Linked DNA regions of Homo sapiens: region 2 is linked to region 1. The links are chromatin loops, found by intact Hi-C in ENCODE. Cell type or tissue: IMR-90. All regions are shown on one strand. Links, peaks and the distances in the headings refer to the core of each region. The heading gives the core; the rest is flanking DNA. Region 1 has its middle 91 kb from the start of LINC01031. Region 2 has its middle 21 kb from the start of LINC01031.

What was found. Peaks named below come from ENCODE experiments on the same cell type or tissue, not always from the same donor. Only the 100,000 strongest peaks of a DNase experiment are listed, where the experiment ranks them.
Region 2: it touches region 1 in a loop (2.0-fold over the local background); 2 of 110 quality-filtered maps call a loop at or near these places.

What each region holds. Positions count from the first base shown.
Region 1 is chr1:193,392,614-193,398,001 of GRCh38, reverse strand. No RefSeq gene overlaps it. Among named protein-coding and RNA genes, the nearest start is that of LINC01031, 91 kb to the right of the region's middle. In IMR-90, for the core only: no CTCF peak of the experiment used is centred there; no DNase peak of the experiment used is centred there.
Region 2 is chr1:193,280,819-193,286,206 of GRCh38, reverse strand. No RefSeq gene overlaps it. Among named protein-coding and RNA genes, the nearest start is that of LINC01031, 21 kb to the left of the region's middle. In IMR-90, for the core only: no CTCF peak of the experiment used is centred there; a DNase peak (open chromatin) is centred at 3,056; H3K27ac peaks cover 190 bases.

The DNA.
Region 1 (5,388 bases), core at 329-5,328:
TAATGATCAATTCCAAAAATTTCCACATTTAGTTTCTTTTTTATTTTCCTCACTTGCACTTTCCAATTGATTTCCCATCTGATTTCCTCTTCAAATAATATACTAAGAATCCTCATCAGTTCATACTTCAAATTCAGTACTGCTTTATTTATTGTTAATTCACAGTTTTGTGGGAGATAAGCAGAAATTCTCTATTCTTTAGTTTTTATGGATGTGACAATCCCTAAACTGACCATAACCTGTCTCTTTTATAACCTTGTCCCTGCAACCAGACTGTGGGTTTAAATTAGGTCCCATTTCTTATAAAAATCCCCAGGTGATTAATGTGTTGGAGGTCCTCAACATCTCCCCGAAGTTCAGCCATTTGCTAGATGGGATCACAGGGCTCAGCATGTAGTCATACTCCTAACCAAGATTCATTGCAGCAAAAAGGACAGAAAATAAAATCAACAAAGAGAAAATGTACATTGGGCCAAGATCCCGAAGAAGGCAAGTACAAGCCCCCAAGAGTCTTTCTCCAGTGAAGTCACACAGGACACACTTAATTCCTTCAAGCTGAATTGTGACAACATTTGTGAAGTGCCACCTACCAGGGAAGCTCATTAGATATTCACTGCCCAAGGTTTTTATCAAGGAATGATCATGCAGGTACCCTCTGCCTAGCTCCTACCAAGTTTCCAAATTCCCTGGAGGAAAACAGGTGTTCTGCATAAGCCACATTTTTTATATAAACAGAAGGGGCAAAATGAGTACCTCTTAGCAGTTAGAGTGTTCAGAATCCTCCTGAAATTCAAGTCCCCAGATGTCAACCAAGAGCCAACTTTGTGAGCAGGCCTTTCTAAGGCTAATAGTCTGAAGCCTGCTATGCTTACTCTTTTCTGCACACTAGTTTGTTAATCTCAACTCTTAAGTGCATTCCCCTCCCTTCAGTATTTCTAGAAAGGTTGGTACGCAGCACTGTATAACATAGTACTTACAAGCAATGTCCTAGGTAGCTTACTCACTGTGGGAGTAGAGATAACTACAAATGGTCGGGAAAGAACTTTTTGGGGTGACAGAAATTTTCTAAAACTGGATTATGATAATCGTGGCACAACATATAAATTAGCTACAAATAATTGAGCCATACACCTCCAGTGGGGGAATTATGTGGTATATATATTATACCTCACTAAAATTGTTTTAAAAAAGATCCTGTGATCCTGAAGTCAGGGCTTCTCAAAGTAGGGCTTACAAACATCCAAGGGTACAGGATTATTTTCCTCACTTGCACTTTCCAATTGATTTCCCATCTGATTTGCTCTTTAAATAATATACTAAGAATCCTCTGGGTACAGTGCCACTGTGAGATATTTGTTTCACTCACTGGTAACTTAATGCATTAATGTTAAACATTGCTGTTTCATGAAAACAAACATGCACGATAGAGAATGTGGTAATAAGTGAAAACAACCCTAATGAGAACAAATGGGATATTTATTCAGAGTTCGCTATGGATACTCCCTTGATGTGGGCAAGGGAGTCCACCCACACCATTTCAGTTTGGCAGAGATTGAAAGGCAGACAGTGGAGTGGGAAAATTGTGTAATGGAAAAAGAGAAGGCGTCAGGTACACTGTGATTAAAGGAGGTCTTTGCCATGGAGAAATTGGAGGCAGGCTAACTAGGAACAGAGCCTCTTAGGTGAGTGATCTAAAGAGCATATTTGTCTTTCTCTGGTTGGTCCTTGTGGCGGATTGGTCAGAGTGGTGGGAAAAACTATAGGGAAAGGACGTAAACCTTCTGAAAGGTCGGAAGGTTCTGCAGAGCCCCAGGGGAGAATAGCTGAAGGCAGCTGTACTATAACCCTGAGGCAGAGGGCAAGGAGTAGGTACAAGGGAGTGTGGGGGAATTTATCTTTTTTTTTTTTTTTTTTTTTTTGAGACGGAGTCTCGCTGTCGCCCAGGCTGGAGTGCAGTGGCGCAATCCCGGCTCACTGCAGGCTCCGCCCCCTGGGGTTCACGCCATTCTCCTGCCTCAGCCTCCCGAGTAGCTGGGACTACAGGCGCCCGCCACCTCGCCCGGCTAATTTTTTGTATTTTTAGTAGAGACGGGGTTTCACCGTGTTAGCCAGGATGGTCTCGATCTCCTGACCTCGTGATCCGCCCGCCTCGGCCTCCCAAGGAATTTATCTTAAACAAGCTTGTTTACTTATGTTGACCAACAACTGACCTTTGATCTTCCGGCGCCATGATGTCCGCTGAAAGGGGAACAATAAATGTTAATTACGTACAGGTTGTGATGGCTCCAGGTTTTCCATATTGTGCCTGCACTAAATAAAAGCTAGCAGCTCCAGCTTCTTGGGGCTCCTCTCTGGCCACTAGAGGCAGGCAGTCACATAGCTGCTCTTACACTGCATTCCTGTGTCTGAGTACTTATTTCATCCGTCGGTCAGGGTCTGCGGGACAGACCTGGCAGGTCCTAAGTTGGAAGTTGGAGCAAAAAGAGAGAAGTTAGCAGTCGCTGACCAAGTCCTCACACTGCTGGGCCATTTATTGCCACAGTTGTGGTTTGGGTCCCTAGACTTGTTGCTGAAAAGGTTGTGGTTTGGCTTATTGGACTGGTTGCTAAAGTAGTTGGGGTTTAGTTTCTGAGCTTCTTATGTATCTCAGAATTCTATTGTCATATATGCTCTGGCCATTGTCTGTTTCCATATTCAGTCTCTCGAAAGTAAAATGCAAACCCTGACAAGCAAAAAACAAACAAGCATTGCTAGTAAGTCAGATGAGCCATACTTGGATCATTCTTTCCTCCTTCTCTCCCAGAAGTCCCTCACACCCATGCAAATAGACCTCTCAACAGTTAGCTACATTAGTTTTCCAGATAATCGAAATTGTCTTAAACTCAAGCTGACATTTTTATTTCTCCAAAATTTGACTAATGAGAGTTTGATAAGAGAGACAATGGGTTATCCTTAGAGAAAGCCCTCCTTGGGCCCCTGATCTCTCACGTTTCCTCCTTCTGCCCAAGTCACTGAAAATAATGATGGGAATCACATTTGTATTTTGTGACTGCTCACATTTCAGGAACTTTAAATGATCCAGATATCATATTGCATATTACTCATAATAATGAAAATAAGAAGAGTGACCAGCAACTTTGCAAGCTTTCAATTATTTAACCCTCACCTTGAGAAAATTATCATTATTATGCCATTTTAGAAATAAGGAAAGTGAGATTTACCAAGGTTAAATTCTTTATCCAAGGTCACAAACTGTAGGACCAATTAAGAATTCAACCCCAGATGTGTCTGACTACAGAGCCAGTTCTTTAACCATAATATTGCTTTCCTACAGGAGAAACCAATGATTTAACTGATTGGAGATAATTCTTCTTGATTCAAATATAGCAAAAAGCCTCTCGCCTCACCCTTTTGGCATGGTCCATGAATGCTCTCAAGTTCAGTATTTGGCATTTTCTTCTCTTTGAGGCACACCCTACACTTGGTAAAACATGTCTTAGGCAATTTTCCTCAGACTTCAAAGGAAAATTTCTGCTGAGGTCTTGGAACCCCTGTTAGTAGTATCAGTGGCTTGCAGTTTCTCAACCCTTATATATTCCTTTAAAAAAAGTTTTGATTTCTAAAGATACAGATAGAATATTACCATGTCTAATTTTATTGGATTGATTATTTGGATTTCTGCATGTGCCATTGAAAGTAACAACCCAGGAAGTTTTCAGAAATTCTGGTTGTGAAGACAGGAGGTCTAGAAGCATTTTCCCTCTTGAACATTTTCATCTCTAAATTGTTTACTTTTGTGGAAGTTCCACTTCCACTCACCACTGCCAAGCTCATTCACACCAACCCCCTATTAAAATAAAGGAAAGTGGGTCAGATTATTAAGGGGCTTCCTCTCCTGTCATTGTCCCATATACTATACTCCCAGACCTAGCCCACACTCAATGTTGGCACAGCTTGCTGGTACATCTAGCCTGTGACTGTTTTAGTTTAAGTACATCACTCATGAATCCATGAGTTATTCCTGAAGAGAACATGCACAGCCTTGGCCTACTAAGTTCTAGCAACATTACAGGTTTGTTATCCTCCTAATTATATTGCCATCATAAATCTCACTTTTCTACTGATTTCCCAGAAAACTCTACTTTTAGGATTACGGTACTTCCAACAAGCCATTTAGTTTCACTTCAATTAATTTATTCATCAGGCCCCACCTTTTTCACTGGCCAGACTCTTGTTTCTCCAAGCTATGCCTCCTCCCTTTCACTCCAGCAGATAAATGCCAGCTCCTTTGCAGGCACCATTCACAGTGAGCTAAAGGATTGGATTATGACACCAATCCTGTGAGACAGAATTACCAGTCATCCTCCAAAGATGTTTCTTTTTTGCTATGCAAACTTTCTTTGGTTGAGATAAAAATAAACATAGAATAAGAACTGTTTCACCTCAAAACTCTAAGGTGTTCTCAAAAGAATGTATCCTATGCAATTAGGAATTTTATATTCGAAAGTCAACGCAATGATTTCCTGATCTCAGCTCCTTAGCTTGGAAAATCTTCAACCAGTGTGATGTCATTAGTAATGAGGAGTGGTGAAATAATTTTTATAGTAATAATTAGAATGTCAATCATCCAAATGATTTGCTTTCTTTTATAAATTAGAATAGATTCAAGGTTATCCTTTGAATAGTACCTCTCTCTCATTCACTTGCTTTCCTATCTGCTTTCTAAAATTGGAAGAAATAGTTGAAGTTGCAGGTAGAAGAATTAGACATAACCTATAATTTATTTTTCCTCTGCTACAACCCTTAGTAAGCTATCATTAATGACATGTCATTAAAACTATAGCAATTATGAATTATTGTAGTACATTTGGTGCTAATTTTGTAGTTGTTTCTATTTTCATTTTAGTTTTACCCATGGATGAATTTTAATAAGAAAGAGGAAATAGATATTTTAAAAAGCATAAGAAATGCATCTTTAACATAGTTTTCAAATACCTTCTTTGTAAAGGAAAACTTTTCAGAAAAGGAAGATTTTTGTAGAACTCTAATATATAAAGCAGGTAAGTATGGAACTGCTCTAATTCAATCCTGGGCAGGAGACCAAGGCCTACCTGGCCTCTTACTGCTCCCTTCTGGTGACGTCTGAGCCACAACCACATAAACCCACTGACCATTGTTTGAAAGCCAGTGATCTCCATTGACCTGATATATGAGCAACTTGATGCCACTGACATTGATTGACAGTCTAGATGATATTAGCCATGATGCTCATTATGTGACAAGTTAAAAATTTACATATTCTTGATTAACAAAAATATTTATTTTATTTAAAAATAATACCTAATTGCTCATCTTAATATTACCTACTGATGGATAATCAGGAATAAA
Region 2 (5,388 bases), core at 156-5,155, 110 kb after region 1:
TTCACGGCCAGCTCATGTGCCACTCTCTACCTGGAGGTCTCTTTTCCTGCCCTTTACCTAGTTAACTACTACTTATCTTTCAGATCTCGGCTTAAATCTACTTTTCATGGGGAGGCTTCCTGACCCTAGACTGGGTCAAGTCCTCCTGTTGTGCCTTCTCTCTTCACATCACTTGTAATCTTTATGACCTCTTCAACAGTCTCATTCAGAAACATAGTTTCCTCTCTTTCCAATTACCCAAAAGCCCACAAGTAGCATTAAGAAGGAAGTCCACTATCTCCCTCTTGAGGTCTCCCCCTCAATGATGCAGGTATGCTGGAGTTCAATCAGTCCAAAATGCATGTGCTTCCAAATCAAGAGCAGCTGGAGTCTGTATAGCCCACCACTGCTTCACTTCTCACATGAGTCACCACACAGAACTAGTTCCAAACAGCTTGATTGGCAAAATTGGTGAACAGCAGCTGCCTCATTCTTATTAATCCAGATAAAGAGATTTTTATCTGGGCAGACTTTGGTGGTATCCCAAACTTGTTTCACCTTCACTTACACAGCCATATTTCCCAAACCACCACATCATGTTGGAACCTCAGGTACGTGTTTTTGTCTTCCTCATATACAATTATAATTTGGGGCAGCCTACACATCAAATTCAGCTTGCAGATATTTTCTTTGTTCCAAACAGTGTTTTTTGTTTGTTTAAGATTGACCTTTAACTGTCAGAAGACATCACATGAAAATCCGGAGTTGTTGCTTCTCTTGAAAATCTGGAAGATCCTCTACCGCTGGGCCTACATTCCAAAATGGCAACAATGGGCTGAAATCAATCAGCACTTGTTCTCTTAAACAAGGCATGCACCCTCCAGTTTGCCACAGTCCCTACTATCCCGTTGCCTCCATAACTCCAAGCCAAATGTCAGTTGCCATTATCACTGAAGATTCACTGTTAATTTTCCTTTCAAGAGAAAAGTGAACTACTTCTTTATATATATTTCTCTCAGACATGAGGAAATGATAGACTAAGTATCTTGTGTTTCAAGAAAAATGGGAAAAGCATGTTCATTTGAGGATGTAGAAACATTCCTATGTACTTACAAGAAAAGGGTGTTGCTATCAAAAGAAGGCAAGACACCATAAAGACACAATCATAGAAGCCAGGCAAGAACTGTGCCCAATAAACCTAAAAGCGATGTGAACTAAATGCCCTAAAAAAAACTAAAACTTCAACTGTTTTTAATATTAATAAACTAGAGGATATGAAGCAAATCAAATATTAAATATACTAATTGGGCCAGGCATGGTGGCTCACGCCTATAATCCCAGCACTTTGGAAGGCCGAGGCAGGCAGGTTGCTTGAGCTCAGGAGTTCAAGACCAGTCTAGGCAACAGGGCAAAACTCATCTCAAAAAAATTAGCCAGGTATGGTGGTAAGCACCTGTGGTTCTAGCTACTCGAGAGGCTGAGGTGGGAGGATTGCTTGAGTTCAGGAGGTCAAGGCTGTGGTAAGCTGAGATCACACTACTGCACTCCACCCTGGGCAACAGAGCAAGACCCTGTCTCAGAAGCAAAACAAAACAAATATACTAATTGCCCAAGCATCATTATCTTTTGTAGATTAATCTATTTTAATGTGCCTACTGACTGCAGCAGAAATTATGTGTCCTGAACAGAAACAAATTTCTATAGTTTTATATCTTCCCAGAAATACTATTGTTCAACATGCTGAAAGATATAGCTGAGAACCTAAAGATCTAGTAATATGAAATGATGTTTGGCTTCTCTGAACTTACCACATCAAGAAGGCAGCAGTTTGCAAGCAATGCCCCTCCTCCACCAAAAAAGGCCTTATTATATTCTAAAACCAAGGAAACTGTTGTCCATTAATTTTGTAGTAGTTTAACTATAAGGCCTCTGAAGATCTGCTCCAAACCAACCTTTTGTCCCTGCCTGGAAGGAGAGGAGCTCACACTTTCCATGAACTTAAAACAAACAAAGAAAAACACAAACCTGTTATTATCACAACTGTAACTACATGAGTGTGAAATTAGTTCTTTAAGGTGTATCTCATCTACCACATTGAAAATTTTATAAAGGTCAAAATCGTTTGTTTGTTCACCACTAAGTAAACAAATCACCAGGGTTCAATAAATATGCTGAGATGAAATAGGTTTATTAAAGGCTATGTAGGCCGGCCAGGGTGGCTTGCGCCTGTAATCCCAGCACTTTAGGAGGCCGAGGTTGGCAGATCACTTTAGGCCAGGAGTTCGAGACCAGCCTGGCCAACATAGCAAAACCCATCTCTACTAAAAATACAAAAATTATCCGGGTATGGTAGGAAGCACCTGTAGTCCCAGCTACTCAGGAGGCTGAGGCAGGAGAATCGCTTGGACCCCGGAGGCAGAGGTTGCAGTGAGCCAAGATCACACCACTGCACTCCTGCTTGGGCAACAGAGTGAAACCCTGACTCAAAACAAACAAGGCTTTGTAGCTAGAGAGAAGCAAGATCAAAGAGATGGTTCAAATCTTATTGTTTCCAACTTCCTGCTAATGCAAGTGTTCCACACCTCCTCAAGATTCTCAAAATTTAGGCCATCTCACCCAGCCCTGCACCCAGGTCCCAGGCAGACCACTGTAAATGGCCCAGCTGCCCGCAGATAAGATAGTTAGGCTTTCAGCGGACACACAGGAACTGACTTCTCCAGCTGCCTTAGATGACCAGAAGTGCATCCTAGGTGAAGCTCACCTGCCTCTGTTTGACAACTAGCCTCTGAGATGGCTCCCAATAAATCCCACCTCCTGGGTTTCACATTTGTGTAGTCCCCTCCACATTTACCAGTATTGGTTTGTGTGACCAACAGAATATGTTACTTACAAGATTTGGTAATAAAAAAGGCTGGGACTCTCTCTTTCCCTTTTGGATCATGACTCGGGGGAAAGCAAGCTACCCTGCTGTGAGCAGCCCTACATGCAGATGAACTGAAGCTTCCAGCCAACAGGCATGAAATAACTGAGGCCTGCTCAGAATGACATGAGTGTGTTTGAAAGTGGATCTCTGGCCCCAGTTAAGCCATGAGATGACTGCAACCACAAGAGAGGCCCTGGGCCAGAACCACAGCTAAGTCACTCCTGGATTTCTGACCCTCATAAACTGTGAGACAATAATTGTTGTTTTAAGCAGCTAAGTTTCAGGATACTTTGTTATACAACAATAAATAAATAGTACTCTCTGAGAGTGATTTTAAGGCATGGCCCTATCAAAGGAGTAGCCTTACTTTAACACCTAATCCAGTGGATCTCAGAGGTATTAATATCTACCATTTGTGATTGTCTTATATTACCCAAAAGACTTAAGCTTTTAATGGGAAGGAAGATTATATGAACTTTTTTGATGTCCTAAAACAGCACAGTGCCAAGTGCATGTAAGTACTCTATAAATATTTCCTGAATTGATTTTTTAAACTACATTTTTTAAACTAGAATTCATGGGACTGAATCAAACTGCATTTTAACAGAGCATACTATTGCATGTTCGTTCATCTTGATGCAGTTAGAAATTATTCCAGGTACTGGCTGGGCGCAGTGGCTCACGCCTGTAATTCTACCACTTTGGGAGGCCGAGGCTGGTGATTGCCTGAGGTCAGGAGTTCAAGACCAGCCTGGCCAACAGGTGAAACCCAGTCTCTACTAAAGTACAAAAATTAGCCAGGCATGGTGGTGCATGCCTGTAATCCCAGCTACTCAGGAGGCTGAGGCAGGAGAATTGCTTGAGCCTGGGAGGCGGAGGTTGCAGTGAGCCGAGATTGTGCCACTGCACTCCAGCCTGAGTAACAGAGCTAGACTCTGTCTCCAAAAAAAAAAAAAAGGAAAAAGAAAATTATTCAAGGTACTATGACTAAGTTAAAAAGAGTAATACACACAGGGAAGATATATTTCACTGAAGAATTGACTCCAAATACCATTCAAATAATTTGGCACTAGAAATATGTCCATTAAAATAAGACCTCTGACAAGGGTCTCTGATCTCTATAACTTTGATTTCTCTTTCTTGTAGACAAAGTGGACAGGAAAACATGTTAGGATAAGAAAAGCATCAGCGTAAAATAAACAGACACAGATGGAAGAATCTGACAATTAACATGAAATATTGGTATGATGTTGAATTATAGAAATGCAAAAAGAAATATCTAGGGCAAAAGTTCTCAAGAAATCTCAAGTACATTGTTTAAAGTATCCTGATATGACAAAATAAAAAAAACAAAGTGAAAACTTTTCTATGTTGAGACCCACTAGTTAAGCATTCTTTCCCAGAGAGACTCTACTGTCAAAACTTTATTTAATGATATTTCTATGAAGATTTTTTAAAATGGGCAATATATCATTTAAACTTGGCCACCAAAAGAAAACTTGAAACATTTCCAAAATAAGGTTTTATTAAAATACTTTAAATTTTTCTATGATTTATAGCCAATTTTTCTGTCAACTGATATAAGCTTAAGGTATCAACAATAGATTTATCAGATGATAGTGTACCTTTCGGTGGTGACACGTAGGCAGCTCTGTAATAAATTTAGTGAGGACTAGATAATGACTCCTTATGTGAAAAAAATTATCAGATTTTATATTAGATTTTATGTTAGTCTTATGACATTGCATGATTCAGATTATCAAAGCTAAATCTTGTGAGACTTCTTATGGCAGAAGGTAAGAAAGTGCTCAAAAATATGTTGGGGGAATGTCCTGTAGATACAGGAGACAACTTGAAGGGAATGTCACAGGCCAAACATGGAACAGTAATGAATTATAAGTCATTGAAAAAATAGGAATCTGTGAGACCAAACTGATAATGAATAAATTAATATAGAAATAGATTAGGAAAGGCTCTTGTTTACAGTAGACTGCTGATTGCCAACTGTGGAGACAGTGTTGGAATTGGAAAACTATCATTTTGTAATCATCATGGGAAAGATTAGTTCAGGCAAGAAATGTCAGTGGATGCTAAATCTAGGAGGAAAATTTGGATGAGAAGCATGATATTTGCACAGTCATAAAAGTATCTCCCCACAAATTGCTTACTAAATATACAGGGAAAATATAGTAAATACATAGTGGAAAGATTGGACAACAGCTGAACCAAGTGATCAGAAGCATCATCACCAAAGAGGGGCAAATGGTTATTGTGTGCATCCAGATGTGGTACCTCAAGAAGGACTCAACGTCACTTACATCAGATTTCTATCAGGAACACTATCTGAGACTAGACATGAGAAAACATCTAACAAACCCAAAGGGAGGAACATTTCATTTAAAGGAAGATGACTATATTCTTTAAAAATGTTAGTGTCATAAGAGACTGAAAAACTATTTCAGATTAAAGGGTCGTGACAAATTAAT